5 separate regions of the Homo sapiens genome follow, and regions 1, 2, 4 and 5 are each linked to region 3. Evidence: chromatin contacts called from ENCODE Hi-C or POLR2A ChIA-PET data. All regions are on one chromosome and are shown on one strand. Each heading gives the region's core, a stretch centred on a gene start or an enhancer-like site at or near the end of the contact. The rest is flanking DNA. Distances are from core to core; before and after follow the strand shown.

Evidence for each region. Hi-C counts contacts between places; a loop is a spot of excess contacts on that map. ChIA-PET counts read pairs that join two places held with the same protein, here RNA polymerase II (POLR2A). Pooled maps may share reads with other maps.
Region 1: a pooled map shows a loop between it and region 3 (7-fold over the local background). The contact joins two enhancer-like sites. A Hi-C loop is called at or near these places in 1 of 168 maps with a recorded cell type or tissue (gastrocnemius medialis) and 9 of 50 pooled maps. POLR2A ChIA-PET finds 5 or more read pairs at or near these places in 3 of 52 experiments (PC-9, RWPE1 and WTC11).
Region 2: a loop to region 3 is called in a pooled map, with 4 times the contacts of the local background. The contact joins two enhancer-like sites. A Hi-C loop is called at or near these places in 1 of 168 maps with a recorded cell type or tissue (ovary), 1 of 37 single-sample maps with no recorded cell type and 6 of 50 pooled maps. POLR2A ChIA-PET finds 5 or more read pairs at or near these places in 7 of 52 experiments (A673, B cell, CD4-positive, alpha-beta T cell and 4 more).
Region 4: a map of B cell shows a loop between it and region 3 (21-fold over the local background). The contact joins two enhancer-like sites. A Hi-C loop is called at or near these places in 3 of 168 maps with a recorded cell type or tissue (B cell, mammary epithelial cell and naive thymus-derived CD4-positive, alpha-beta T cell), 6 of 37 single-sample maps with no recorded cell type and 15 of 50 pooled maps. POLR2A ChIA-PET finds 5 or more read pairs at or near these places in 7 of 52 experiments (H1, MCF 10A, activated B cell and 4 more).
Region 5: a pooled map shows a loop between it and region 3 (2.6-fold over the local background). The contact joins two enhancer-like sites. A Hi-C loop is called at or near these places in 2 of 168 maps with a recorded cell type or tissue (CD4-positive, alpha-beta memory T cell and naive thymus-derived CD4-positive, alpha-beta T cell) and 10 of 50 pooled maps. POLR2A ChIA-PET finds 5 or more read pairs at or near these places in 1 of 52 experiments (PC-9).

What each region holds. Positions count from the first base shown.
Region 1 is chr9:129,201,133-129,206,521 of GRCh38, reverse strand. The region is part of intron 1 of LOC105376289 (a long non-coding RNA gene); the gene reads right to left. Among named protein-coding and RNA genes, the nearest start is that of IER5L, 26 kb to the right of the region's middle. RefSeq lists a silencer at 3,275-3,684 and an enhancer at 3,438-3,732. Within about 2 kb of position 3,586, at least 29 of the 41 ENCODE cell types and tissues checked have a DNase peak (open chromatin) inside an H3K27ac peak, as active enhancers do; they include PC-9 and gastrocnemius medialis, where a contact is called at or near this core.
Region 2 is chr9:129,580,485-129,586,111 of GRCh38, reverse strand. LOC105376292 (a long non-coding RNA gene) reads right to left here. Exons shown (of 5, transcript NR_188669.1): 3 at 5,554-5,627; 4 at 3,344-3,465; 5 at 1,559-1,739. Among named protein-coding and RNA genes, the nearest start is that of C9orf50, 38 kb to the left of the region's middle. RefSeq lists enhancers at 1,781-2,338, 5,481-5,530. Within about 2 kb of position 1,856, at least 6 of the 41 ENCODE cell types and tissues checked have a DNase peak (open chromatin) inside an H3K27ac peak, as active enhancers do; they include A673, where a contact is called at or near this core.
Region 3 is chr9:129,381,434-129,387,309 of GRCh38, reverse strand. No RefSeq gene overlaps it. Among named protein-coding and RNA genes, the nearest start is that of LINC01503, 47 kb to the right of the region's middle. RefSeq lists silencers at 3,364-3,483, 3,634-3,853. Within about 2 kb of position 3,614, at least 34 of the 41 ENCODE cell types and tissues checked have a DNase peak (open chromatin) inside an H3K27ac peak, as active enhancers do; they include A673, B cell, PC-9 and 1 more, where a contact is called at or near this core.
Region 4 is chr9:129,136,478-129,142,009 of GRCh38, reverse strand. It overlaps PTPA (protein phosphatase 2 phosphatase activator), which reads right to left. Exons shown (of 10, transcript NM_178000.3): 7 at 5,415-5,532; 8 at 4,318-4,418. Among named protein-coding and RNA genes, the nearest start is that of PTPA, 28 kb to the right of the region's middle. RefSeq lists enhancers at 1,007-1,636, 1,717-1,876, 2,167-2,216, 1,637-2,264, 2,337-2,426 and 2 more and a silencer at 1,067-1,116. Within about 2 kb of position 2,654, at least 41 of the 41 ENCODE cell types and tissues checked have a DNase peak (open chromatin) inside an H3K27ac peak, as active enhancers do; they include B cell, where a contact is called at or near this core.
Region 5 is chr9:129,546,949-129,552,370 of GRCh38, reverse strand. No RefSeq gene overlaps it. Among named protein-coding and RNA genes, the nearest start is that of LINC00963, 61 kb to the right of the region's middle. RefSeq lists an enhancer at 3,756-4,256. Within about 2 kb of position 2,035, at least 26 of the 41 ENCODE cell types and tissues checked have a DNase peak (open chromatin) inside an H3K27ac peak, as active enhancers do.

The DNA.
Region 1 (5,389 bases), core at 2,337-4,836, 180 kb after region 3:
GTGCTGGGCAGGTAAACACAGCCACACCCATGTCCCAATTTCACCCCCATGGCGGATCTGCAGGCCAGGTCTGGAGGACAGAAACCCTCTGCTTTGGCCAGAGGGTAAAGAGTAGACAGAGGGCCCTGCTCAGAGGACTCGGCCCAAAGAGGAAACAGACAAGCTAATGCATCACAAGGAGCTGCACTGCGCAACAGTCAAATGGCCAGGCAGAAGGAGAAAGCCGGTCCCCCAGCCCAGGGGGCCTGGAGGGCTCTCTAGAGCAGGGTTGGGGGTCCTGTCGTGCCCATCCTTGCCGTGCATCCCCAACCCTCCTCCCACAGGGGTAACCACCCGGCCCACCCCACCCCATAGACATTCCAAGCCACACCCCTAGGCCCTGGGTGAGTCTCCAGCTCTGATGAGGCCCTGATTCTGGGGCGCAGGTTTCCCTGCGTGTAGGGAGAAGGGCACCTCGCCCATACTGTGTATTGAGAGGCATTTCCACAGCAATCAAAAAACTCAAAAGCAGACCAGGCGCAGTGGCTCACACCTATAATCCCAGGACTTTGGGAGGCCGAGGTGGGTGGATCACTTGAGGTCAGGAGTTCGAGACCAGCCTGGCCAACATGGTGAAATCACATGTCTACAAAAAATACAAAAATTAGCCAGGTGTGGTGGCGCACGCCTGTAGTCCCGGCCACTCGGGAGGCTGAGGCCGGAGAATCTTTTGAAACCAGGAGGCAGAGGTTACAGTGAGCCATGATCGTGCCACTGTACTCTAGCCTGGGTGACAGATCAAGATTCTGTCTCAAAAAATAAAAATAAAACAAACAAAAAACTCAAAAGCAGCCACCTCCTCCTCCTTCCCTCCCAATAACAATAAAAGTAATAATAACAGCTACCCAGTACTGAACAGCATGCTCTCTATCTGCACCCCTTGAGGAGGCTGGTATTATCACCATTCTGCAGACAAGGACCCAAGGATTAGAAAGGGGACATCACAGATGTCCTGCAGTCAGAGTGGAGCTGGGACCGGACCCCGATCTGGCAGACTCCAGAGCTGTGAGCTCGAGGCTCCATTGCTGCCCGCCACTCTGGAGCAGTGGTCTCCACTCAGTGCCCACCACCACTACCTCAAGAGCTGCTTAAAAATCCATATTCCTGGCTGAGCATGGTGGCTCATGCCTGTGATCCCAGCACTTTGGGAGGCCTAAGTGGGCAAATCACTTGAGGTCAGGAGTTTGAGACCAGGCCAGCCAACATGGCAAAACCCCATCTCTACTAAAAATACAAAAAAAGTAGCCAGGTATGGTGGCATGCACCTGTAGTCCCAGCTACTCTGGAGGCTGAGGTAGGAGAATCGCTTGACCCTGGGAGGCAGACTGGCAGTGAAAGATCACGCCACTGCACTCCAGCCTGAGCGACAGAGAGAGACTTCGTCTCAAAAAAAAAAAAAAAAAGAATCCAAACTCCTGGGCCCCACCTTGGATTCCACGTATCAGGATGTCAGAGCAAGAGGGCCCAGGAATCTGCATTTAGCCAGCGTTCCAGAGATTCCAACACAGCCAGCAGACATCTGGAGAAACCACTTGGCTTCCAGAATATCGACCCTGAAATTCAATCAAAGAGGTGAAGAGAGGTGAAGACTGTGCCTGGTCCTCAGGAGCCAGGGCTGCCAGTGGAGAAGGGGCTCCTGAAGAACAAACGCCCCCCTCACCCCTCCCCGCACCCCCATGGCCCCACATACCCTAAGTTTTTAATCTGTACATATTCAGTGTCCTCTCCCTGTTCAAGCACGTGTGCAGTTCCCATCAGGATGGGAGGCGGGGGTCTCGGGCCAACACTTTCTGTGTGTTCCCATCTTTTTGTGAAGAAGAGGCCCCCAAGCATCATGAGAGATTTTTTTTCCTGCCATCTGAGTTGCATTTGTGAAGGGCTAATTGATTTGCTTCCCCATTTTTTATTAATCAAAGACAAACCCCAGCAGAGCCAGGCCTCTGATCTGGGGGATGAGGCCACACTGGGTGCCATCCTCACCCAGGGCACAGACACCCGACGTTTTCAGTGGGGTAAGGAGCTTCATTTCTGCTGGACCACTCGTGTCCAGAACACTCTGGAGAAGTCCAGGGGCCCGAGGGGCAGGGTAGGAAGCCTGGGATCCAGGCAGGGAAGTCATGCCCTGAGTCAAGCAGGCTGAGAAGGATCTGCCAGGGTGACCGTGGAAGCAAAAGTCAGGTGCTGCTGACAGTGAGGCCTGGGCTCCCTGCCTCTCCCTTCAGACATGACCAGGGCCACGGAGCACATCCCCCAGGATCTCACGGCCATCACCGCTAGCGCAGCCAACCCAGTTAAGGTTCACTTTTCAATAGCAGAGCCCCAGGCAACTTGCTGGGCCCGCAGACCCCAACATCTGGCACAAATCCTTCCTGCTCCTGCCACATCTGGAATGGGGGAGGGTGTGAAAATGACCCTCCCCTATTTTTCATGGCGGGCTCCTGACAGCTAGAGGCCGGGGAGGAAAAGATTTTTCTTGGACCTCACAGAAGCTCACTCAGCAAAAATCTGTGAGGGTCTCAGTTTCCCCCTCCAAGCAGCAGGGATGTTGCTCCTCCCCATATATCCCATACTCCCTCCTCAAACCCCTTGCTTCTGGGATTTGAGGGGGCATTGTGCCCCCTGAGGATGGCATTGTGCCAGCTCTTGCTGCAGCCCTGCCCTGGGAAGTCTCCTTCCCCTTCCCCTAAGGACACGCCGGGGCCTGAGAAGCAGGACCCCCAGGCTGGTTCCAGGCTCTGCCACTGAACCCTGGTCACGTTCCGCCTGGCCACTCTGCCCGAGAACCCGGCACGCATACTGGATTTGGGGATCAGAAACACTCTTCGCCAGGTGCTTCCCACGGGCCCTACTCACCTCTCCACCCCTCCCAGCGGCCCCTCCCCAGCCGTTCTCTGCCTGCCAGCCTCCCAGGCCTTCTTTTGCTTCCCCTAAAGCCTCGAAGCCCTCCTTCATGCTGTTCCCTCTGACTGGAACACCCTTCCCTGCTCCTGCCCTGGCCAACCCAGGCCTAGTCTGAATGTCACCGGCCCCTGGAAGCCTTGCCCATACCCCAGGTCCGTCAGGCCCCTGTGCCACCCTCCTCCTCTCCGGTGGGGTCATCTGGTGTGTCACTCAAGACTGAATGTCGGTGATCCCCTCCCCCGCCCACCCCGACTTTAAGCGCTGTCCCCAAAGGGCCAGACACACACTCGACAATCAAGGTGTGGCTAACGGAGACCGAAAAGGTTCCAGCGAGATCAAGCGTTTTAAAGCGCCCGGGGTGATGTTTGAGAGAGGAGGGTGGGGGAGTCAAGGGTGGGGCAGGATCCCAGCCCCGCCCCTTAAAGGGTCCCGGGAGTACGCGACAGAACTGTCCTGGGGTCCCCGGCGCAGTAGGATTAATTCAAAAGGCCTGCGGAGGGTGGAGGTCCCCCAGGGGAGGGGTCCTAGGGCCCCGTGAGCCGCGCGGGCGCCGGGCTGCTCCGCGAACGTCCGCGCCAGCGGCTGCCCGGGGGACAGGGCCTGAACTACAACTCCCATGATGCTGTGCGGCATGGCGGGCCCGGGCGGGGCGGGCGCTGGTGGCTCCGCCCCTCGCGGCCTTCTGGGGACTGTAGTTCTACCCGGAGGGGCGCGGCCTGGGTTTTGGGGCGTCTGGGCATTCTTATCGTCTCGGGGAAAGGGGAGCCTCTGCGGCCCGCGAGGAGGAAGGGACTGAGGGCGCTGACTGCCTGCAGGGCGGTCGGTGGCTCCCTTCTCTCCAGCAGCAGCCTCTCCCAGCATCATTTCCCAACAATACCAGCTGCTACAGTATTTAGTGAGCACCTACTATGCGCTAGGCCCTGTGCTGATCTCTTAAAGGACAAAGACAGAGACAGGCATGGTTCTTTGCTGAGCACACAGCCCAGGCAGGGAGACAGGCCAGGGATGTTTAATCACACAAATACATAATTACCTGTGATGGGTCCAAAACAACAGGGGCCACAAGGACGGGGACTTTTGGAACCAAGGACAGACACACAGAGTTAGACCACGGAATGGAATCTTTAGAATTTGAAGGGTGAATTTTATGGGTGGGTTGGGAAAATTCAGAACTAGCCCTGCCAACCCCTTCATTATACCGATGAGGAAATTGGCCCAGAGGCCAGGCGTGGTGGCTCGTGCCTATAATCCCAGCAGTTTGGGAAGTCGAGGTGGGTGGATCACTTGAGGCCAGGAGTTCGAGACCAGCCTGGCCAACATGGTGAAACCCTGTCTCTGCTAAAAATACAAAAATTAGGGAGGCATGGCGGTGCGCACCTGTAGTCACAGCTACTTGGGAGACTAAGACAGGAGAATCGCTTGCCCCAAGGGGGCGGAGGTTGCAGTGAGCCGAGATCATGCCACTGCACTCCAGCCTTGACGACAGAGCGAGACTCTGTCTCAAAAAAAAAAAAAGAAAAAAAAAAATTGTCCCAGAGACAGGAAGGGACTTTCCCGAAGTCACAAGCAGATCAGAGGAAGTTGGTCCAAGGAGGCCCACCCAGATGTTAAACTCCCAAGGACAGGGCCCCGGGTCTTACATGTCTTCTTGGCCCCCTCCCACCCCACCCCACCCCCCATACATGTCTCCCACCCAGCCCTGCATGGTTAGTGTGAGGAACAGCTCCACGGGCAAAGACAGCGAATGCCCTATGTCTGCCCTCAGTGAAAACACAGGGCTCGGGGCCTCGAAAATTGCACACTCCCTTGATGTGGCAGGAAAACAAGATTGACCGCATAGGGCCTCCAAGACCCTTGAATCATCCCTAAGAGAGTGGCCCTTCTACCCTGAGCAGGCAGGCAGAGATGCCCAGTGCGGGCTGAGCATGGAGCCCTTCTTCCAGAGTCTGCAGGGCGAGCACAGTCCTCATTCAAGCAAGGGAGCTTGCGTCTCTGCCTGTTCCCCATCAGTGAAAAATACACCCACCTCATGCCATCGTTCTAGCAGAAAAACCAAAGATGATGGATGTGTAGGGCATTTTCCAAGCAGAAGAGGTGCCAGTGTGAGTCACTATCCGCTGCATGCCCTGATGCGACGCCATGGGACAGCCAGAAGCCATCTGTGGCCTGCTGCTGGGTGCCAACCAGGGGACAGGCTGCCAGGGCTGGAGGTGTGCAATCCAGGAAGGAGAGGGGCTGCAAGCCTTTCTCCAAGGAATCAGGGCTTCATCGGAGCCCTGAGGATGCCCCCGTCAAGTCTCTGAGGTGAGCAGGGAATGGGCCTCCCTCGGTGACGTGTCTCCAGTGCTCAGTTTAAATAGCAGCTTCAGCAAATCTGAACGCACCATGGCTCCCTGCGGTCCTCCAGATGAAGTCTGCACTCTTCACCCTGACCCCTGCCCCTGACCCC
Region 2 (5,627 bases), core at 607-3,106, 200 kb before region 3:
CAAAGAAGCAGGAGGGCCCAAACTCGGTGGCTCATGCCTGTAATCCCAGCACTTTGCAAGGCCGAGGTGGACGGATCACCTGAGGTCAGGAGTTCTAGACCAGCCTGGCCAACATGGCAAAAACCTGTCTCTACTAAAAATACACAAATTGGCTGGGCATGGTGGTGTACACCTATAGTCCCAGCTACTCGGGAGGCTGAGACAGAAGAATCACTTGAACCCAGGAGGCAGAGGTTGCAGTGAGCCGAGATTGTGCCACTGCACTCCAGCCTGGGAGATAAAGTGAGACTCTGTCCCCTTCCCTCCACCACCAGAAAAAAAAAAAAAAACGAAAAAAAAAAGCAGGAGGGCTTAGTTGGGGTTAGAAGAACATCTCAACCTGGATTTCAGACCCCACCTTGAATGGACTGGCCAGAGACAGAAACAGAAATTGGAAGCTAGGATCTGAAGAGGCCTGGTGGATGGGGCCGGCCCCAAAGTGGATGGGGAATAGAAAGGGCCTGTGATCCACTCCCCTAGAATATCCTTTCTTCCCACTATCTTAGTAAAACTCCTATACAACCTTCAGGACCCAATCTAAATGCTCCCTCTGCTATAAAGACCTAACAGACCCTCCCAGGCTTTACCCCATCTCTGATTTCATTCACATTTCACCTGTGTCTTCTAAAACAGTAATCTTTCTTTATTCCTTCTTTTCCCCTTCTTCCCTCCCCTCCCTCCCTCCCTCCCTCCCTTCCTTCTTTCCCTCTTCTCACTCTTTCTTCTCTTTCTTTCTCTCCTTCCTTGCTATGTCACCAGGCTGGAGTATAGTGGCACAATCATAGCTCACTGCAACCTCTGCCTCCCAGGCTCAAGAGATCCTCCCACCTCAGCCTCCTGAGTAGCTGGATTACAGGCCTGTGCCACCACACCTGGCTAATTTTTGTATTTTTTGTAGAGACGGGGTTTTGTCATGTTGCCTAGGCTGGTCTTGAACTCCTGGGCTCAAGCTATCTGCCTGCCTAGGCCTCCCAAAGTGCTGGGATTATAGGTGTGAGCCACCACACCCCACCCAAAACCATGATCTCTCGTTGAACATCTACTATGTGTCAGGAACTTGCTGAGCACTTTGCCTCAGAGAGAGGAAGGGGAGTGGCTTGCCCAGGTCCCACACCGGGGGAGAGGCAGGGCCAGGCCAGGGGCCCAGGACCCCCGACTCTTGAGGCCTGTGCTCTGAATCACAGAGCTGAGCGGCCTCCTTCTGTGCTCCTTCATTCCCTTTGCAGGGACACTCTTCCCTGCTCTTCCCAGTTAGATGGTAGCTAGCTGCCTCCTTCTTCAAGAGTCCTCCCAGGGTCGGTCCATGCCTCCTCCACTCCCCACCACGTTCTCTGGCCCATCGTTCATAGCTCTTTTCATAACCACCACGACTTCCTTCTTTGTTTACATGATTATTGTCTCTCTCCCCAACTAGACAGTGATTCCCAGAGGGCAGGGGCTGTGCATGTTACTCTCTGCTGTGCCTCGTTAAAGAGGATCTGGTTGTGCTTCCAACAGGGCAGACTTCAAATCACACCGGTTTAAACAATCAAGGGTTTATTTCTTGCTCAAGTAAATCTAAGCAGTCCAGGGCTGGTAGGGGCTTCATGGCCCCTAGGGGCTCCAGCTCCTATTGCTTTGTTGCTCTGCTATTCTCAACACACGGCTTCAACCTCACAGTGCACAACAGCTGCTCCTGCTCCAGACTCCATGCTCACATTCTGGTCAGCAGAAAGGAGAAGAAAAGGAGAAGGCATTGCCCCTGTCCTTTAAAGAAAACTCCCAGGAAGTGGGCCAAACCACTTCTCCTGGCATCTCATTGGCCAGAACTTGATCACATGGTCACATCTAGCAGCAAGGGATGCTGGGAAATGTAGTTTTGGGCCAGGTGGCCATACACCCAGCTAAGGATGGGGTGAACTATTCTTATGGAAGAGGAGAGAAGAGACCAGCAGCCTATGTCACAGTCCCCATCTCCTGGCTCATAATAATAATAGTAGTAGTAATAATAATAATAGCTGATATGTATTTAGTACTTTACTTTGTAGTAACTCATTTAATCCTTGCAATAACACTCAAGGTGGGGAAACGGAGGAACGGTATTGGTCAAATCACCTATCCAAGGCCACCTGGCTGGTAAATAGCAGAGCTAGGATTTCAATCTAGGGCCACCTGGTTCCAGAGCTGACACTTCTCTACTTCTCCACCATCCCTGTTTAATCACTATAGAGTGGATGACGCAACCTACTGAATTTGCTCTTGTCCGTATGGGCCCCTTAAAGGGGCTGGGCACACAACAATGTAGGTTCCTCGCCCTGCCCCTTGGGCTGGCTCAGGGCCTGAGCTGTGGCCTCCAGGGCTGAGCCTGGCCTGATCCAAGAGGACTTAGAGAGACCAGCTCCTGGGGGTTGGGGGTTTTGCTCCTGAGCAGGGAAGGAAGGGCAGGGACATCTATGATGGAGGGTTCCAGAGAACCAGTGGGGAGAAGGGACATGGAGGCAACCTCTGACCTCCTTCCAAAACTGAAACTGAGTCAGTGTGAAACGAGGACCTTTCCAGGGCAGAGCAGAGCCTGGGGTGGCCCTGCCGAGACTCCTGGGGTGCCCTGATCTTAGTGGAGGTGAAGGGATGGACAGGCTCTTGTCGGGTCCGAGAGAAGCCCAGGGATGTAGCCTGCCCAGCGAGTCTCTAGCTGTCTCCCTTGGGCAGTGGCTGCTTCCTCCTGGGGACATTTTCCTACTCAATCTGGGTTTCATGCAGAAAGAGGAGGTCACAGGGACTCTGGAAAGACCTGGCTTCCAATCTGTGGTACTGTCCTCTAGAGATAGAGACCTCAGACAATCAGAGGGTGCCACTCTCTCCTCCACCCAGCCCTGCCTTGGGCACTAGGTTATCCACCTGTCAGGCCCCTGCAGGCTTCCCTGCTGTGCCTGGGAAGCCCAAGCTCCTGGTTCTTGTCCACATAGCCAAGGTCCCCAGTGCCTTTCTCTGAAGTAGGTGGTTGTGACCTTTTCTGTGCTGTGGGCTGCTGTGGCATCTGGTGACACCTTCATGCCCTGTCTTCTTTGTACATGCATAACAAATACGTAGGATTACACAGGAAACCGAGTCACTGGAAATATGGCTATCAAGATATTTTTAAAAACCACATTTAAAAACCACATTTGTGGCAAGGTGTGGTGGCTCATGCCTGTAATCCCAGTACTTTGGGAGGCTGAGGCAGCCGGATCACCTGAGGTCAGGAGTTCCAGACCAGCCTGGCCAACACGGTGAAACCCCGTCTCTACTAAAAATACAAAAATTAGCAGAGCGTGGTGGCATGCACCTGTAATCCCAGCTACTCAGGAGGCAGAGGCAGGAGAATCACTTGAACCTGAGAGGAGGTGACTGCAGTGAGCCGAGATTGCGCCAGTGCACTCCAGCCTGGTTGACAGAGTGAGACTCCATCTAAAAAAGAAAAGAAAAAATAAATCACATTTGTGATGTGATAATAAATGTGCCTCTTTACTAAGCATTAACAAGATGTGGCGGCGGGTCTGCAACGGAGTGATGAGTGAGATTTTGAGAAATCTGCACCAGCTTTGTTGTGATCAGAAGACAGCTGTGATTTCTGTTGGTAACAGTGCCGCAGGTACCACTGACTTCTGGCTTTGCTGGGTATGATCATCATGGAAGGAAATACTACACTGTAGTTAGATGTTAGAGAAAATGGAGATGGGATTTTTTTTTTCTCCATCCAAGTTCATGAATGTCCTGAGTTCTACTCATGGCATACCCCAGGTGAGGGACCTCTGTTCTGCTCCCATAATTGGGGTGCAGACACTATGCCCAGCAAGCAGGGAGTTCTCGGGCTGCAGGGAAGAGAGGTTGGGGAGGGGTTGGGGAAGAGCCGATCGCTAAGGGGGAGGAGTTCTGGACTGCAGAGTCGTGTGACCCCAGCAACTGAAGAATTGTGGAAATTGAGGGAGAGGGAGAAATCAACTAGCTTGCTGATTTCTCCAGCCTGGGGTCCTGGGCTGTAGAGTCCCTAACAGCAGACAGAAGTGAGAAAGAGGGCCTACAGGGAGTGCACCAGCTGCAACTAGATGCAGCTGGGGAGAGTGTGTTGGTCACCTCTTGCTGGATTGTGCTGTGGTAATGAACAACCTCCGTGTCTCAGTGCCTTGGAAGCAGAAAGATCTTTTTGCTTGTGTTGGGTGTCAGCTGAGCTGCAAGCGAGCAGCAGCTCTCCTTCTCATCCCCTTCTCTCCAGGACCCAGGCAGGGCCATGGCTGTCTTCATGGTACCATGGAAGCCCCATGAAGGCCCATGTCTGCTTAGCACAAGATTTGTCCCTGGCGTCCCTGCCTCTTCTAAATAGGCAGGGCATGCTCAACAGGTTGCACTGACCCACAGGACCCAGGAGGGAGGCTTTGAGGGTATCCCCACCTTCCTAACAGACCCCTGAGGCTCAGAGAGGGAGCAAGAGTCCTTCTGCTCTTGCTTCTTGCTCAGCAGGTATAGGGCAGGGCAGGGCTTCCCTGCTCCAAGCTCCCTGGACATGCCCTTGGTCCCAGGCCCTGGAGTCCCCTCCTCTTCCCCCCAGAAGGGAGGTCCAGAGCCTAGTGCGGCCCAACTGATCAGCTCCTGGGACCATTCCCCAAACCAGGAGGTACCGATCCCTAGGAGAATCTGCAGAATCTGTAGGGACTTAGGAGTCCCCGTCAGAGCAAGCTTCAGCTCTCCCTTAGGCCAGCTCTTACTTCTGGCAAGGGAGCAGGACTACAGGCCTGGGCCAACAGAGCCCAGCACCCTTGGGAGCATCTTTATTTGTTTATTTATTTATTTTTGAGATCAGGGCTCACGGTGTTGCCCAGGCTGGAGTGCAGTGGAGCAGTCATGGCTGACTGCAGCCTTAACCTCCCAGCCTCAAGGCCTCAAGTGATCTCGCTTCAAAATAGTTGGGGACTACAGGTGTGCACCACCACATCCAGCTAACTTTTTTATTTTTTGTAGAGATGGGGTTTGCCCATCACTGTCCAAGCTGGTTTCAAACTCCTGGGCTCAAGTGGTTCTCCTGCCTTGGTCTCCCAAAGAGCTCGGATCACAGGCATGAGCCACCATGCCCAGCCATTTCTTTTTTCTTTGAGCCTTGGGAACATCTTGATGCCTTCCCAGGAAACCTGGAGAGGGTCTCCCTATCCTCTGGGCAGCAGTGATGGGCCCCATCCTTGTCCTGGGCAATGGGGTGCCGTGGAGGAGGGGGTCTTCACATTCAGGCTGGGGAGGATGGACCCATTTTAGCCACAAAAGTGGATCCTTGTAACAGAGAGGCAGGAAGGTCAGAGCGAGAGAGAGGAGCCGGAAGATGCTACATGCCTGGCTTTGAAGAATGAGGATGAGGCCACAAGCTAAGGAACGCAGGTGGCCTCTAGAAGCTGGAAGTGCAAGGAAATGGATTTCCCTAGGGCCTCTGGAAGCAACACGGCCCCGCTGACATCTTGGCTCTTACTTCAGACTGTAAGAGAGTAAATCTGTGTTGTTTAAGCCACTGACCTTGTGATCAGTTGTTATTGCAGCAAGAGGAAATGGATGCAGGCTGTTGCTCCAGCTCTTCTCCCAGTTCCCAG
Region 3 (5,876 bases), core at 2,365-4,864:
AAAGGGCACCGCCTCATGTGCAGAATGCAGCCTGTGCCAGGGCCCTCAGCCTGGCAAGTGGAGGACTGGCTGCATTGCAGCTCCACTTGTGCAGTGAGCAACCTACACGACTGTCCATGTTGGGTCCTGGAGCCCCCATCTTTTCTTCTCAGGCTCTGTTATTCCTCAATGGATGGAGTTTTGACAAGCAGTCCCCAGGGAGTAGGGATGAAGTGGGCTGTGCATTAAACCAGACTAGCCTGGCCGGGGCTTCTTGCTAATGGCAGCAAATGCACTTGGTGCTGAGGCTGCAGGCCGGTGCTTTGGGGGACCGGTGCTTAATGGCTTGTCTGCCAGGGAAGAAGAAGGATGGCCGGACAGCCAGACGCATAGCCAGGATCAGATGGATGGAGGGAGCAGGAGGACTTACCCCAGCCTGGAAATCCCCCTCCCTCTGGGAGGTGGGGGTGGAGAGTGAGGGGATGTGCAGGAAGGACGCTGCCAGGGAGACTGGCTCTGCCTGAGCCTGTCCCATGGCACATTTTGTCTGCTCATTAATGGTGAAGGTTGTCATTCCTCCGGAGGGGTGGGTTTCAGGTGGGCCCAGCCACAGCCTGCTCTGCCCCAGGGAGCTGGGGATGAAAATCAGGATCCCAGCTTTTTTTTTTTTTTTTGACGGAGTTCCACTTTTGTCGCCGAGGCTGAAGTGCAATGGCGCAATCTCAGCTCACTGCAACCTCTTCCTCCCAGGTTCAAGTGATTCTCCTGCCTCAGCCTCCCGAGTAGCTGGGATTACAGGCATCTGCCACCACGTCTGGCTAATTTTTATATTTTTGGTAGAGAAGGGGTTTTGCCATGTTGGCCAGGCTGGTCTCGAACTCCTGACCTCAGGTGATCCACCCGCCTTGGCTTCCCAAAGTTCTGGGATTACAGATGTGAGACACCACGCCTGGCCAGGATCCCAGCTGTTACATCCTAAGTGCCTGCTGGGTGCCTGGCACTGTGCCGAGGGCTCTATTGAAGTGGCAATAATGACAAAGCCTCCAATAACAATAATATAAACAAATCCTGGAGTGCATTTGGGGGCTGGGCCTATCCCTCCTAATAAATCCGGAGGCTCGTGTGCCTTTGTTCCACAGGTCCTGCTTTCCTGAGGCCACACAGCCTGGTGCTCCAGCCTAGCCCCATCTGCCTTTGACTTTCATGCACACGGCCCTACGGTCACTTCAGCCTCTTCAACCCCATCGCTTAACACTTCTGAGCTCCAAGTTTCATAAAGGTGAAAGGGGACTTTGCTTTTGCATATGTAAAGGAGGAGACACCAACTCAGGTTAGGCCTTGCCTCTTCCAGGAAGTCTTCTCTGACCCTCCCCAGAGTGGATGAGCGCACCTCTGAGAAACAGATTTCCTCACTTATCCTCAGGAGCAAATGAATCCATCTTGTGCCTGATGGTGCAGTGTTGAGGACAGACTCTCTGGGACCCCAGCAGTCACTGCACCACCCTGAATGGGCCCAGCTGATACTGTTAGGAAGGCAAAGGGACGGGAACTGCAGAGAAGCCAAGACAGAGCCCCAACAGCATCATGAGCCTCTGGATCAAACCATGCCTGAAACCCACTATCACCTCTGCATCATTTCCTTACATGAGCCCATTATTTCCTATCTTGGTTGGATTTTCTGTCTGTTGTAACACAGAGTTTAAACTGATACAGGAATTCACCAAACTGTGAAATGTGGCGATTTCAGGAGGGCATATAATGAGGGAACTTTCATTCTCCAATGCACATGTTTTATATCGTCTGTGGTTTTACAGTACGCATATAGCAAAATCAATGTCAGTGCTTCTGTCTTGAGAAAACCAGTGGACCATGAGCCTGCGGCTTGAAGAATCGGGTGGGTGATGGCGTCAGTAACTGAGGAGCAGTGAACTTGGGGGAAAGATGGCAGCTTTGATACAGGGGCATGGGAGATCTGGATGGAGCCACTACATTGGGTCCTTTCGGGGGCTGGTGCCCAGGAGGGAGTATGTGGGGTGAGGGAGAGTCAATGTCGGTGCCGGGTGGCAGGGTTGAGGAAGGTCGCACCATGGTCCCTGGCCAAGGCCTTACTCATTGGAGAAGTACACATTGCTTCTTTTCCCAGGACACTCCCTTTTGGGGCTGTCACCGTGCCTCAAGTACCCTCCTTGTTGGAACTGATGTCCAAGGCTACATGTGAGTGGTAGAGCCCATCAAGCTGCAAATTTCTTGGAAGTGGCCTTCCAGCCACCTCCCATTAGCACAGGAGGCAGGGACCTCTCTGATGGGGTTGACAAGCTGATTCCTCAAGCCTGAATCCATGCTGCAAGGACGGGTGTAAATGACAGTGGCGACATGCTTCTGTCTGAGGCTTTTCACTGCTTGGAATGACATCCCACCGCGCTCTGCTTCATCCTCTGAGGGCCCTGAGATGCAGGCCAGGCAGCCTTCTGCCTCAGTTTCACAGAGAAAAAAGTTCAGGCACAGAGAGGCCTAGCAACTTGCACATAATCACACAGCCAGACAGAACTGGCCAGAATTTGAACCCAGCTCTCCAGCCTTCAGACCTGGCCCTCTTTCTATTTCCACCGGATGGTCCTCACAGCAGGGATTGGGGCAGGGAATCGTACCAAGTGAAAGTCAGCCATTGAGGACTGCGGGTGGGTGGAAGGTGAAGAGGCTCCCTGGAGAGAGTGGAGGGACCCCAGGCGAGGGAAGCGTCTGTATAATCCCCACAACTGCCCTGGCCCAACGCATGTCCTTTGCTCTGCCCTAAGTGCCTGGTCCTGTGCTCTGTATTGGTCATCACCTTGAACCCTCAAACATCTTATTCTGAGCCCATCTTACAGCCAAGAAAATGGATGCTCAGAGAGGTTAAGGAATTTGCCTAAGGTCAATTAGTGAGGAATAGAGGTCTCTGGCCTGTTGGAGCCCAGAGCTCGTGCAAAGGCCCTGAGGTAGGGCCCAGGAACAGGGTGTGTAAAAGAACTGTAAGGAGTGGGTGGGGAGGAGGGGAGAAGCTGCGGAGGTCCCTCTCGGTCCCATCCAAACCTCACTTGCTCAAGCAAAAGTTTCAGGGTGTCGCTTCCTGTTCAGTGGAGCAAGGCCCCGTCCATACTGGCCTCGGTTTCCTTGGGATGGGGGAAAGGGGTGGCAGAAAGCGCCCCCTACCCTACCCTACCCCCAGTCCAAGTCAGAAGAAGTAGCTGCAGCTTCCGGGAAGGTTGTCTGGAGACCCAGAAAGAGAGAGAAGTGGGTGGGGACGAGGGGCACCGGTAATGAACGCGGTCTTCTGCCCGCAGCGACGCAGACTGGGCTGTAATCCGGGCCTCCTGGGCCAGCAGGGCCTGGCGGGCCTTCCCCAGCGCAGGTTCCCATGTTCATTTAGGCCCCGCGACGCCCGGCGGGACGCCCTTCCCTTTAGGGACAGGGGCGCGGGGCGGGGTCGCCGGTCGCGCGCGGGCACACGGGCACGCACACACGCGCGCGCACAGACGCTCCCGGAGCCGTCAGAGGAGGCGAAAGGAACCAAGAAGTGAAAGTGAGCAACCTCTAGTGAAAGAAATAGACATGCACAGACAGCTCGGAAACTGACGCGGTGCCAGCGAGCCGGCCTTCCCGGGCGCGCCCGGGTGCGCAGGCAGCGCGTTCCCCAAGCTGGGCGCGCGCTCGGCGGCCACCGAGGAGGGCCTGCCACTCGCTCGCGTCCCCCCAGTTCCTTTTCCTGCTTCTTGCTGCCTCCGCCTCTCAAGCAGCCGGGAGGTCCCCGCGCGAGGCCCCCAGCGGGCGCCCCAGGATCCATCGGGTCCCCCACGATCCTTCACGCCCTGGACCCCGGCAAAGCGCGGCTGGGCCCAGCCTTGAACCCTGGCGGCCGAGGGTCAGAGAGCTCTGGCGTTTGAGTCCTTTCGCCCACCAGGCCCGGGCTACCTGCAGAGTGGAGGCCTTTGCCCTCCCCCGCCTCCCCCGCCACCCGTCTGCACGGACTGTCCCTGCGCTGCGGCTCCCGGGAGCGCCCAGGCCCTGCAGTGGTCACTGCACAGATGACTTTGGCAATAGCCATCTCTTGGAGAAGGAACTTCCAAGTGACAGTCCTGAGAGGCCAACGGCCAGTCGGCTGATGTGAGCAGCGCCTGGCAGCCTCAGAAGGGCTCACCCTGCCCGCCTCCCTGCCCCCACCCTCCCTGCACTAAACCAGCTTTTCCAGCTCTGCAGCCTGGTCAGGTTTCTGGCAGGTGTGGGTTGTTTTCTGCCCCTGGAGCTTGGGTGGGAAAAGAGAGAGGTCTGAGAAGCTGGGTGCCCACCTAGTGCTCTGCCATGCCTGCATCCCCACTCCAGAGGCCCCCCAGGGACTCTCAGTGTGGAAACAGACCCCAACTTAACAGAAAAGGCTGGGATGCCTGTTGGCTGATGAAGTCAGGCCTTTTGGACAGATATCAAGCAGAAGCCATGACTAGTGATAAGGCTCCCCTTCCCTCTGGGTTTCGAGAGCCACAGTTTCGAGAGCTTGGTGGGCAGTAAACAGCCCCAAAGCTTCTCAACAGACACAGAAGGGTGTGGCTTCTTCCCATTGGGAAGCTATTGGTGGGAGGGTTGCCAGACCCTTCCCAGATCTTGTTTCAGCTGGGTGAGCCTGGGGACACTTGGCCACACAGGGTGTCCCCAACTAAGCTAGGATGCAAAAAGAAAATGCCTTGTCCCAGTCATAGCCCAGTGGGAGACAGAGGGGTAAACAATCAAAATGGGGTGTGAGGACAGCTCTGAAGGAGGCCTGAGCCAGGGGGTGTCCCCTGGAGGCACCAGGAGAAGCAGGGAGGGTGCTCTCAGCAAAGGCAGCCACATGGGAGTCTGGGGGGTGCCCAGGAAGCTGCAGACCCCAGAGGCCCCACAGAGCTCTGCAGACTGCCCAGTTGCAGAAAGCCTAGACCCACCATCAAAATCAAAATAGGGGCCGGGCGCCATGGCTCACGCCTGCAACCCCAGCACTTGGGAGGCCAAAGCAGGTGGATCTCTTGAGGTCAGGAGTTTGAAACCAACCTAACCAACATGGTGAAACCCTGTCTCTACTGAAAATACAAAAATTAGCTGGGTGTGGTGGCACACACCTGTAATCTCAGCTATTTAGGAAGCTGAGGCAGGAGAATTCCTTGAACCCAGGAGGCAGAGGCTGCAGTGAGCCGAGATCGCACCACCGCATTCCAGCCTGGGCAACAGAGAAAGACTCCATCTCAAAAAAAAAAAAAAAAAAAAAGACAAAAAAAAAAACCAAAGTGGGGAGCCCTCGGGGACTTGTGCCTCCTTTAATGCTAAAGATGGACAGACTAGGGGTCTGAGAGGTGGTGCCACCTGCCCAAGGTCACCCCACTGGCTAGTTTGGGCTGGGCCCTGGCACACAGTAGGTGCTTACTAATGGGCTGTGAGGACTGGAATCCGGGGAGCCAGAGAGAGGGCCACCGCCCTTCCGCCCCTACCATCCCACAGATCTTTACTGAGAGCCTTCCACTGCGCTGGGAGCTCAGCCACATGCGGAAGACACGAAGAGCCAGGTAAACAGATGGGAGCGCATGGGGAGTAAGGCCCTCCCGGAGGAGGGAGCCCGGGGACAGAGTACCCCAGGCCTATGCAAAGGCCCTGAGGGACAGAACGTGCTGTGTGGCTGAGCAGAGGAGCAGAGGCCAGGAGGGGCATGCAGGCTGCAGAGGGGAATTTGGGTTTGATTTCAAGTGCATGCCTCACACAGGACTGGCGTGGAGAGGGCAGGGGGAGCTGCCATGGGGAACCCAGGCCTGGCTGCAGCAGGCTGGAGAAGCGGCTCTAGGAGGAGCCTTTGCTCTTCAAGCGCCTGCACCTTTCTCGTTTCCCACCTCCACCCATTATCC
Region 4 (5,532 bases), core at 1,405-3,904, 240 kb after region 3:
GGTTCAGATAAATAGCAGCAGCAGCTAGGCCCCACCCCTCCAGGCCCACCCCCTCTCCCCCAGGCCCCCCCACAGGACACGTGGTCTGCACCTGCCACCAGCAGAGCTAGAAGAGATGAGGAAAGGGTCAATTTGCAAGAGGACCAAGGTGGGTATGACCAAACCCAGGTATCCGACAGCCCTCTGCCTGCCATGCAGGCAGGGAAGAGAGGGCCGATGGGAGGCAGGGGTGCCTGAAGCAGCAGCCAGCCTGGCCTGGCCAGGAGGTGGGGAAGGGGTGGCCGCCACAGCAGCTGAAAGAGGCAGGCACAAGGACGGCTCCATTCCTGGTCCTCCCTCTTGCCAAAGAGTCTGACCCTCCAGGACGGAAGAGAAAGATTCTGCAGCCAGCATGAAGTTCCCATGACGTCAGAAACCACAGAGGGACGCCTGTGTGCCTGAGCATATCCCCCTGACACCGCAAGTCCAGCACATTTGTATTTATTAACCAAGCAGTTCATAATTCCCCTCGACACAGCCCCCCAGCTCATAGGCAGCATTTACAGGGGAACAGGGCTCTGTACCCCAGACCCATGCTGCAGAAGGAAGACTCTGCAAAGAGGCTGAATCTGGCAAAGAAACAGAGACTTGGAAGGTTCTAGAAACATGCGGGTGTCAGGGGAGACTGGGTTATTTTTTGAAGGAGAAAAGATAAGCCAGAAACGCTCTCCAAAAAGGGGCATCAGTTCACCACAAGAGCCCTCAGGAGCCCCCACTCTTGAGCCATGGGCTGCCACCTGGTGACCCACTCCTGGCAGGCCTCTTACTTCTCTAGTAAGGGCAACTGTGACAAAACTTTTAAGATTTAAGTCAAAAAAAACCTGTCATTTTATCCCCCTCATTTCCCTCCCCTGGCCCAGGTTCCCAAAAAGCCCATCCAAACACCCATGTTCAGGAGCAAGGACAACAGGCTCCTCCCTCCCCTCCTCTTCTCTCCCAGGCTCCACCACAGCCAGGCAAGAGCCCGAGGCACCCAACAGAGACAAAGCCCACTCTGGTCCCTGGGGGCCTTGTCTTGGACCACTCGCTTCACTCAGAATCACCCCAGGCTCTCTCCTCCAGGAGGGCAGCCAGGCACCCCGAGCCTACAGGGGCCTCACCTCTGGGGAGCTTTGTTTCAACTGCCCTGCTCAACCACACTCCACCCCCAGCCCCTCCCCCACCTCCCCACCCTACCCCACCCCTTCCCCAGTCTGCAGGCTCCAGCCCTGTGCACACTTCCAGGCCCAGGAAAGCTCAGGGAGCATGGAGCTGTGTAACCAGTTTCACTCTCTGGACAGGGCCCTCTGAGCAAGCAACCAGGAGGCACCCTGTCGGCTTTGTCGGCTTTGTCTGCCAGGGGCCTGCCCGGCAAGGGCTCCGAGGCAAAGGCAGGCAGATGGGCACTGGAAGACAAGAGCCCCTGCCTCCTGGCCAGCCTCGCCTACCAGGGCCAAAGAACAGATCCTCAAAAGGCCTCTGGCAGAGCCAGGGCTAGGCCCATGTCCTGGAGCTCCAGTGGCCCTGGGCCCCTACACACAGAAAGGCCAGAGAGGTAGTTTCTTTGGAGGGGCTGCAGGCTGCCCCCAGGCCTTCAGTACCCCAGGGTCTCCCTAAGTCCTTCAGGGAGGTTACAGTCCTTTGCCTGTAACTCTGGCAAAGGAAAACAGACGAGTGGGAGAAAAAGGAATCGGGGCTGGAAGACAAAGAAAAAATTAGCTCATTCTAGCCACAAAGGGAGAAGAGAAAGAACCAGAATGAGCGAGCGAGCTGCAGCCCGCAGTGACCCCAGGGGAATCGTGTGAGTCAGAGCAGCCATATTGAGCAGGAAATTACTCACAGACGCTGCGTTCCTGCCTCTCCACTCCCCAGAGAATCGGCCTTTTGTAAATGGCTCCTCTGTCAGTAACTGGGGGGATGGGCGGGGGTGGGGAGGCTCTGCACAGCGCCTTCCTGTCAGCTCCTTCCCTTCCAGCTGAAATCTGATCCCTCCCTTCCCAAAACTCCAAATTTAGAAGCCAGATTGAAACTGAAATTCTTTTCCTGCCTGCCCTGGGCTCTTAAAGGCGCCAGGGCTGCATTTACAGAGGCTGTAGAGGCCCTGCAAGGTGGGGTCCCTCACCTAGGATGCCCACGGGTATCAGGGCAGTCTTGGCATGAGACCCTGAAAGGGCTGCCTGATTCCACTCCCAAGTTCTCGGTGTTTTAGTTAATCTCCCAGTTAAAAGAGCACCATGGTGAATCCAGGGTCTCCAGAGGAAACACTGCCTCCTTCCCAAGCAAGGCGTACAGAACTCCATGCAAGCCTCCAGGTCCCCAGTGAGCTAGGCCAGGCCACTCACCAACTAGGGACTGCAAAATGCTGCTCACTGCTCCGAGGTGGAAGAGGGTGGGCGCTCTGGAGAACCAACACAACGTGTGCTGCAACCAGCGGCCACGTGGCAAGATGGGCCCTTGCTGCAGCCACCCCGGCTCCTGGGCACACTCCTCCTAGGGTCTACTGTTGAACACCATGCCCAAGAGCCTAGACCCAAAGTGAAAACCCGGACCTGTGGAGAAGGTGCGGAACAGCCAACAACTCTAGGCACGCCCTCCCCTCCCTGTTCCTTCTGCTGCCTCAAATAAATGTCACCAAACCCTCTCCAAGTTCAGTGTGCCTCTCCTGCCACCTAGTGGCTACTTTGAGATTTCCTCTACTGGAGGAACTGGGTCCCAAACTTTGGAAAAGCTTTTGGGGTGTTTATACCAACAAAATCAACCAACCAACTAAAGACAAAATTTTACCATGGAATCAATTCCCAAAATCCTGGAGGCCAGGCCTGGCATGCCTCCTAGTTAGAATACCGACAGGGACCCAGAGGCCTGGCCAGCCGCCGGGGGAGCCCAAACAGCTCAGCCTTTCAGCCACACCCAAGAACTCAGTGTGGCATCTGCACCCTTCTTCCCACCCTGCTCCTCCAGCTTATCCTGAGGTCCCCCAGGGCTCCGCAGACCCCCACATTCCACTCCACAGAGAGCAGCGCGTGACTGGCTTTCAAGGCAGTGAGCCAGGCTGCCCCCAAGTCCTCCCGACCTTGGGCCTGCCACACTGCTGAGGGCAGCAGATCTCCGGGAATGAAGTGGTGGCCGCCCAGCCGTCAGTCCCGGCTCCATTTGCTGACTTGGAAAAAATGTGTCATTCCCCTCTGGCCTCTGGAGTTTGGCAGAAGCCTGAGCCGAATGTTGACCAGGAAGAGCCTGGAGCCAAGGCTGCTGGTTATAACCCAGCTTTCTCCACCTCGTCGGGGGCTCAGAATACACAGCCCGGACGGAGAGCAGCCCCCGTGGCCAGCATCCACAGGCCTGCTAGGAACCTCACTGAGGCAGCAGACATCCGTGCTGGTGTCGGGAAAGGGACTGAGGAGGGATAGAACTCTCAAACCCTCTCCAGATAGCTGAGCGAGGGCGCCCTTTGGAAACTGGGGCATGGGGATGGCAGAGAGGATGAGAAGTCCTAACACCTCCCTCAAGAGAGGTCCAGAGAGCAGAGGGTCCCCAGCTTTCCTGTGCAGTCGCCTGGCACGTGTGTTTAGATGCAGGTTCCTGGCTCTTGTCCCCTAAGATTCTGATGCAATAAGCTGGGATGGAGGGCCCAGGAATGTGCGTTTTAACAAACACACTAGGAGATCTCGCACAAGTGGTCCAGGGCCCACTGCAAGGAATCCTGCCTTGGTGAGACAATAACTTCCAGTTCCAGAACCCAGCCGTGGGGCTGGCTATCCAGTGACTGCCACCACAGGCCAGGCCTGCGCACTCCCACTCCAGCACTTTGCTCGGGCCCACGTCCTCAGGCACTGACAGAGACGTGTCCCTTCGACAGAAAAGCTGTCTGCACCAGAAGTTCGCTCCATCTCCTCTGGTGGTTTCATTTTACACATCCACAGCACATGGTTCTACAGACCCTTGTGGGGCCCCACCGAAAGATGCTGACCCTCCCCCACAAACCTCCGCCCGCCCCGACCCTTTCAGACCTGCTGCAGCAGTCACCAAGGCCAGTTAGTGACCAAGTCTTAGACCCTCATCTCAAGACTCCTGTGGTGTTCAGGAGAAACTGAAGGAGAACTGGGCGGAGGACCTGACAGTCAGCAGCGGCTCTTTCGGAAGAGGCCCAGTGGTGCTTCCTTTTCAATAACCCGCTCCGGCCGGCCCTGCCATTTTGGGCAGCAGCTCTGGCTCTTCTGATCCACTGTAAGGCCACCAGCCTTGGTTCATCTGAGCCTGGAGGCAGCCATGGGCTTCTCTCTCACCCCTCCTCCTCACCTCGGTAATAAACAGGATACACTCCAGGAACATGTAGTCCTTGTGGTTCTCATTCACGGCCTTCTCATCCACAAAGTGTCTGGGCTCCAGGTATGGGTGGTCTGGGAAAAGGAATGGGCCCCAGCATTCAGAACCAGGCCCCACGACTACCTGGGCAACCCGGCCCAGCAGTCACACCCCCCCAGGGGCCTCAGTCCTGCCCGTGGTGCCCTCAACACCTCACCTTGAAGGAGCAATAAGTAACTCTGGGTTTGTGTATTCTAATGTGCTAAGCTCTAGCTGCATGGCGTTGGACGCATGACTTCAGCCTGCCAAGGTTCAGTTTCCTCACCTGGACACTGGGGACAAGAAGAGCACCTCCTCCTAGGGGCCATGACAACAATTACCACACCTACAGCACTCAGTATGGTGCCTGGTGCAGGTGCCAGTCAGCAGAGCCGGCTTCATGCTGGCAGACCCTTCGCAGTGTCACTGAGAAGATTCGGGGAGGCAATGCACCCGAGGCCACAACTAATGGTCATTTATGAATATCAGTCTGTAGGCAGTTCATTCTTCATCAAAATAGAGATGATCACCTACGCCCATCCTGAAAACTAGCTTCAAGAGTTGGGGAGTCACCAGAGCAGGCCTCTCTGAGCCCCACAGGAAGCAGGCCCACCACCCAGCACTTGGCGGCTGCTCCCTAACGGGCCCCTTTGCACACAGCTCGATAATAACAGTGGATGACACTGGTCACCAAATCAAAAGGGTCCCTCATTTTCAACATAAAACCCCACAGCTGCTGCCAGGAGCTGGGGCGCATTTCACACCAGTCCATTATGCACCAGGCGTGCGCCCTTGCTCCAGCCCATGTCACTTCCCATTATCTTGGTGGCGCTTGGCCTCCGCCTCCTCCAGCCCACCACACGGGCTCTCACAGCAGAAGGTCGACAGTAAACAGCCTCCCTCAATAGCTGGTCTAATGCCCTGCTTTCCAAGCTGTCACTGTCTGCCCTGGGCAGGAAGAAGGGAAGGAGGGAGCGCAGGAGGGGCAGGGGAGGGCCACAGAACGCAGCCTTGGTTGGGGGTGGAGGGATAGGCACCTCCCGCTCTAGTACCTATCAGCTGCGAACTGCCCCAGATGAAGGGCAGAAACTGGAAGTCATCCAGACCCCACACTCCCTGGCTGCCGGCTGGCTCCATCCTGTATGTTTTCTGGAGTTTCCGCATAACCTC
Region 5 (5,422 bases), core at 786-3,285, 170 kb before region 3:
CGTCCTCCCTTGCTGGCTGGTTGCTGTCCATCTCATTACCTCGCTGATTTCATTTCTGGTCCTTATGACAGGCTGCGCTTCGTTCTGAATTCATTTGTTGTCTCTTCTACCAGTCTGTGAGCTCCATGAGGGCAAGGGCCTGTCTGCCTCCCCACTGCATAGCCCCAGCATCTGGCACAGTGCCTGGCAAGGGGAGGGGCTCTGTAGAAAACTTGCTCAAGTGGTGAATAAAGGCACAAAAAATGCTTACTGCAGTGCTTGCTGCATAGAAAGTGCTCAATACATGCTAGCTGTTGTTCTTAACGATAAAACAAACACAGACTCAAAATTGGAGCCTGTCTCCATATAACAGACCTTTGGGCCACTCTGGGCTCTACCTACTCCAGGCTGGAGTGCAGTGGCTCGATCTCAGCTCACTGAGAGCAGAGGGTGGGGTAGAGTTGGGGACCTCCACCCCCCCGGCCCAAGTATGTTTTGAGTCCTATTTACCATAGCTGTGGGAACAGAGTGGGCAAGGGCTGCACTCCTAAGGTAAGTTCTGGAAGTGGGGAGGCTGGGGGCAGGCCAGGTAGGTGCCAGTGCCCCTGTGAAGTCCTCAGAGACACCCCACACCTCAGCCCTGGGTGAAGCCCACCTGTCATTCCTTTTCATGCCTCTCCCCAGTTCCTTCCCAGCCCCAGAGCACCTGTCATGACCCCTTTGTCTCCTGTGAGGTCCTTGTCTAGAGTTCCTAGCTGCAGCCCTAGGGCTTAGAATGCACTTGGAGCATAGTAGGTCTTCAATAAATAAGTGCTGCATAGATTAGTAAGGTGCATGGGAGGCATCACTGGGGCTGTGGTGTTCTGTTTGTTTGTTTGTTTGAAACACAGTCTTGCTCTGTCGTCCAGGCTGGAATGCAGTGGCTTGATCTCAGCTCACTGTAACCTTCTCCCAGGTTCAAGGGATTCTCCTGCCTCAGCCTACCAAGTAGCTGGGATTACAGGCATGCACCACCACGTGCAGCTAATTTTTGTATTTTTAGTAGAGACGGAGTTTCACCATGTTGGCTAGGCTGGTCTTGAACTCCTGACCTCAAGTGATCCGCCTGCCTTGGCCTCCCAAAGTGCTGGGATTAGAGTTGTGAGCCACGCACAGCACCTGGCCTGTTTTCATTTTTTTAGACACAGTTTCCCCCTGACGCCCAGGCTGGAGTGCAGTGGTGAGATCTCAGCTCACTGCAACCTCGGTCTCCCAGGCTGCAGTGATTCTTATGCCTCAGCCTCCCGGAGTAGCTGGCATTACAGGTGCGCATCACTACATCCAGCTAATTTTTGTATTTTAGTAGAGACGGCGTTTTGCCATGTTGGCCAGGCTTGTCTTGAACTCCTGACCTCAAGTGATCTGCCTGCCTCGGCCTCCCAAAGTGCTGGGATTACAGGCGTGAGCCACCGCGCCCGACCTGGGACTGCTTTTTTTTTTAACCTTTCTTAACCACTGGTGTCTTTGAGAAACCGATGAAATGTTTGGATTCTCTCCAGACAAATGCACCCCAAATGTGACACAGAATTTCAGGGACACCCCCCACCCAAGGTCATCCACAAAGCCCAGCTTAAGATCTGTTTGTCTGAGGGAGAGGGGGCTCCTGAGATCCTGGGGAGACGGTGGGGAAGGTGTTACCAAGGGGGACATGGGGACCCCAACCACCCCACAGCGGGCTGGCGAAGAGTGGGGTGGATGAACCCCTTTTCTTGTACTCTCTGCTCCAGAAGGAAAGGGGGCGAGTAGGAGGTGATCGGGGAGGAGCGGGAACACAGGAGGGAAAGAATCCGAGGCAGCGGAAGAGACCGGAATCGGAGGGTAGGGGCGCGGTGGAGAGGCTCAGCCCCGCGGAGGGAATCGGAGCAAGCGCAGCGGCGCCAGTGGGGAGAGGGCCGGGCCAGGGCCGCCCAGGAGGGCCGAGCGCCGCCAGTGCCGAGATGCCCGGGCCGCCGTCCAGCTCCGATCGCCTGCCGCGTTCCTGGCAACCGCGCGCGGCTTCCCGGCGGAGGCGGGGCCCGCGGAGAGGTTACATCTGCACCAAGTGCCTGGGCGCAGCCGGCCCGGAGGGCAGTGATGTGGGGTTCGGGTGGGGGAAGATAGGGGGCCCTGGAGGGGGCGCGAGGGCGGCCGGCGAGCCGGGCGGGGAGAGGGAGGAAAGGCTGCGGCGGCGGCGCGGTCCGGGCCCCGGAAACATTCCTCCGAGGGGCGCCCCCGCCCGAGCTTCTGGGGTCCGCGCGTCCCGGCCGGGGCTCTCTTGGGGGTCGCCTCGCCCGCTTTCCGCCCCAGAAGGCCAGTGAACCGTTCCCCCACGGCCTCCCCAAATCCCAGAGTCCGGCCGCTCCCGCTGGCCGTCCCCTCTCCCCCGAGAACGAGCCCGCCTGGAGCGGTCGCGTGGGCTCTGACACGGGCAGGAGGGCTGCCACTTGCGCCCACCCCCTCCTTCCCTCGCGGTCCGCCGGGTCCGCCCAGCTCTCGTGGGATTGGGCTGGTGTCTTCTGCACCCAATCAGGTGGTGTGGGCACCGCACTGCGTCACTCCCCTGCTCCCGGACCATCTGCGGCTCCCTATTACCACCTCTACATTCTGGTTTACAGCCTTGAGTAGGGCCCAGCACCGCGGGTAGGCTCGGGTGTCCCACTCTCCAGCACCGGGGGTCCTCCTCTCTGGTTGGGCTGTGGGTTGAGGGGCTCTGGACCAGACACCGGCCTACCCCGTGAGCCTCCTCCTATTTTTCTTTCTCTTTCTCTCTCTCCTCTCCCTCTGTTCCTGTGTGTCTGACAGCCTCTCTGTCACGCACACACATTGTATTGCTTCTGTCAGTAGACTGAATGCATTCGGTGCCACCTAGATACCAGCCAGGTCCTGGGCCTTGCACTGGGCCCTGGACGGCACCTGGGCTGAGCCGGAAACAGCCCCTGCCCTCTGAGAACTCAGGCCCTGGCAGGCAGAGTGGAGGCTGCCCAGGGAGGAGGGTAAAAGCTGAACTCTGGAGTCCAGTCAGTAGCTTTGGGTTTAAATTCCGCCCTTCCACTTCCTGGCTGGGTGTGTCCTTGGGCAAATTATACTTGGAACCTCAGCTGGCCCAGCTGTCAAATGGGAATAGAATTGTCAGTCGGCGCCACCTCATGGGGCTAGGTTGGGAGGGTTTAAGGAGATAACACCAGTAGCTCTTGGCATACACGGTCCCTTTTAGTAAGCTTCCAGCATGGAAGGAAGTACGAGGACAGAGACTGGACAAGAACCGAGGGTCCATTTGGAGTCCTTAGAATCGATGCCTTTGAGCAGACAGACTCCCCAGCAGCCCTGCAGGCATCATCAGAGAATAACCGAGTTTTCTAACCCCCTCATGTCAGACCACTATCATTCAAGCACAACCATGGGTGTGAGCCCCAGTTGGGAAAGTTTACTATTAAGGCTCTAAAAGAAGCCTGCAAATACTGGAGCCCAGTGCATAAATAGAGAGGGAGCCTCAGCTGAGACGCCTGAGCTAAGTGTCCAGGAGGCAGGGGGATTTGGGCCAGGGCTGGTGGGTGTATCATGGCACTCCAGGAACAAACAGGGAGCCAAAGGCAAAGGTCCAAAGCATGACTTCCACAAGGACACACACACACTCAGACCAACCAGGGTCAAGGCTCCAGTTCTTGTTTCACGGGTCCTGGTGGAGCCTGGCCGCTTGCCTCTGGACACAGCAGCCCGGGAAGTCACCACCTTCCGGCGGGCTGGGACAGGGTTTCCTCTGAGCCCAGCAAAGCAGCAGGCAGGACGTGCTGCTGCCTTCTGGGAGAGTTGGCCTTGCAGAGCCTGGGAAGGGGCAGACGAGGGAAGGAGGCCTGTCACATAGGGTTCTTCCAGAGATGGGTCGGGCCCTTGCAGATCTTAGAGCCTCCGTGAGATCCTGGGCTTCTCAGAGAAAGGTTTGTAGCAAGTGGGGAGGGGACAGGGCAGCCAGGAACAGCCTGTGCTCACTGCTGCATGTACATCACTCCTTGGGACCTCAAGATCTGGTTCTGGCTCTGTCCCTGAGCCAGTGGCCCTCTCCAGGCCGTGAGCCCTGGAAACTTCAGCCAATCACAAAGTGACAGTTGGCACTGAGTTGGCACTTAGGACATGCCATGAGCTTAAAGGTATTGTCTCCCAGCAATCCTAGGGAGTTGGTACTCATTACATTCCTTTCTATGGATGAGGAGACTGAAAGGCAGGGCCTGAGCTGCTGACACGCAGTCAGTCACCGGTGAAGCTGGAACTCAAAGCCAGCCTTGCCAGACACCCAGGTCTGAGCTCTTAACTGTGAGCTGCGAACCCCCTCCAAGGTGGACCCAAGAGACGTGCAGCAAGGAGTGGGCAGTGGTGAGAAGCTCCCCCACCCCCCTGCTGCCAGGCTTCCTCCAGTAATGTGCCCATTTTACAGATGAGCTACCAGGATTTCGCTTTGGTGACTTGCCCAAGGCTGCACTGCTCAAGAATGGAGTCCATAAAAAAATAAAATCTGAGCAGATTGGAGCTGCAAGGGGGCTCAGAGCTCTTCTAATCAAAGCTTATTTTCCAGTCAGGGAAACTGGTCCAAAAAAGGCCAGGCCTCCCGGGACCGACTGGAGCTCTTTCTCCATCATCTTGGGCCACACAACCCTCCCCAGTGGATCCATAGCCCGCTAACTAGTGAGTCCCATTGAGTGGAAATGGAAGGTGGATTAGGGAGAACAGCTCAATAAAAGAGTCCAAGTTTTGGCCGGGCGCGGTAGCTCACACCTGTAATCCCAGCACTTTGGGAGGCCGAGGCAGGCGGATCACCTGAGGTTAGGAGTTCGAGGAGTTCGAGACCAGCCTGGCCAACGTGATGAAACCCCATCTCTACTAAAAATACACACAAAAATATTAACCAGGCGCAGTGGTGTGCACCTGTAGTCTCAGCTGCTTGGGAGGCTGAGGCAGGAGAATCGCTTGAACCCGGGAGGTAGAGGTTGCAGTGAGCCAAGATTGTGCCATTGTAATGGCAGCAAGAATGAAACTCTATCTCAAAAAAAGAGTCCAAGATTCACCCAGGGGCGGATGAAAGAACTCCCTGAGCCCTGGTGGAATTCCCCAGCGTGGGAGAGGGAGAGTGCAGCCCATGGGGGCAGGTCACAGCCCACACTCTTCCTTCAGGATCTTCTCAGCTCCCAGAGCTACCTTGCCTTTCCTGGCCCTGTGGAGGGGAGAATGAGGGCAGAGCAGGGAAAGTGGAGGGGTCCTGGGGCCCTCTGGGGAGAGGGAGCTTCTGTTGCTGTCCCAGCTCATGGGGTGTCCCTTGATAACCAGGAGAGAAGACTTTTCCTTCGCCCCCTTTCCTTCCTTCTCTCCATTCCTCTCCTGCTCCAACAACCAGAAGTGTGAGGCGGAAGCCCTGAAGTTTCTTGGTTTTGCATCT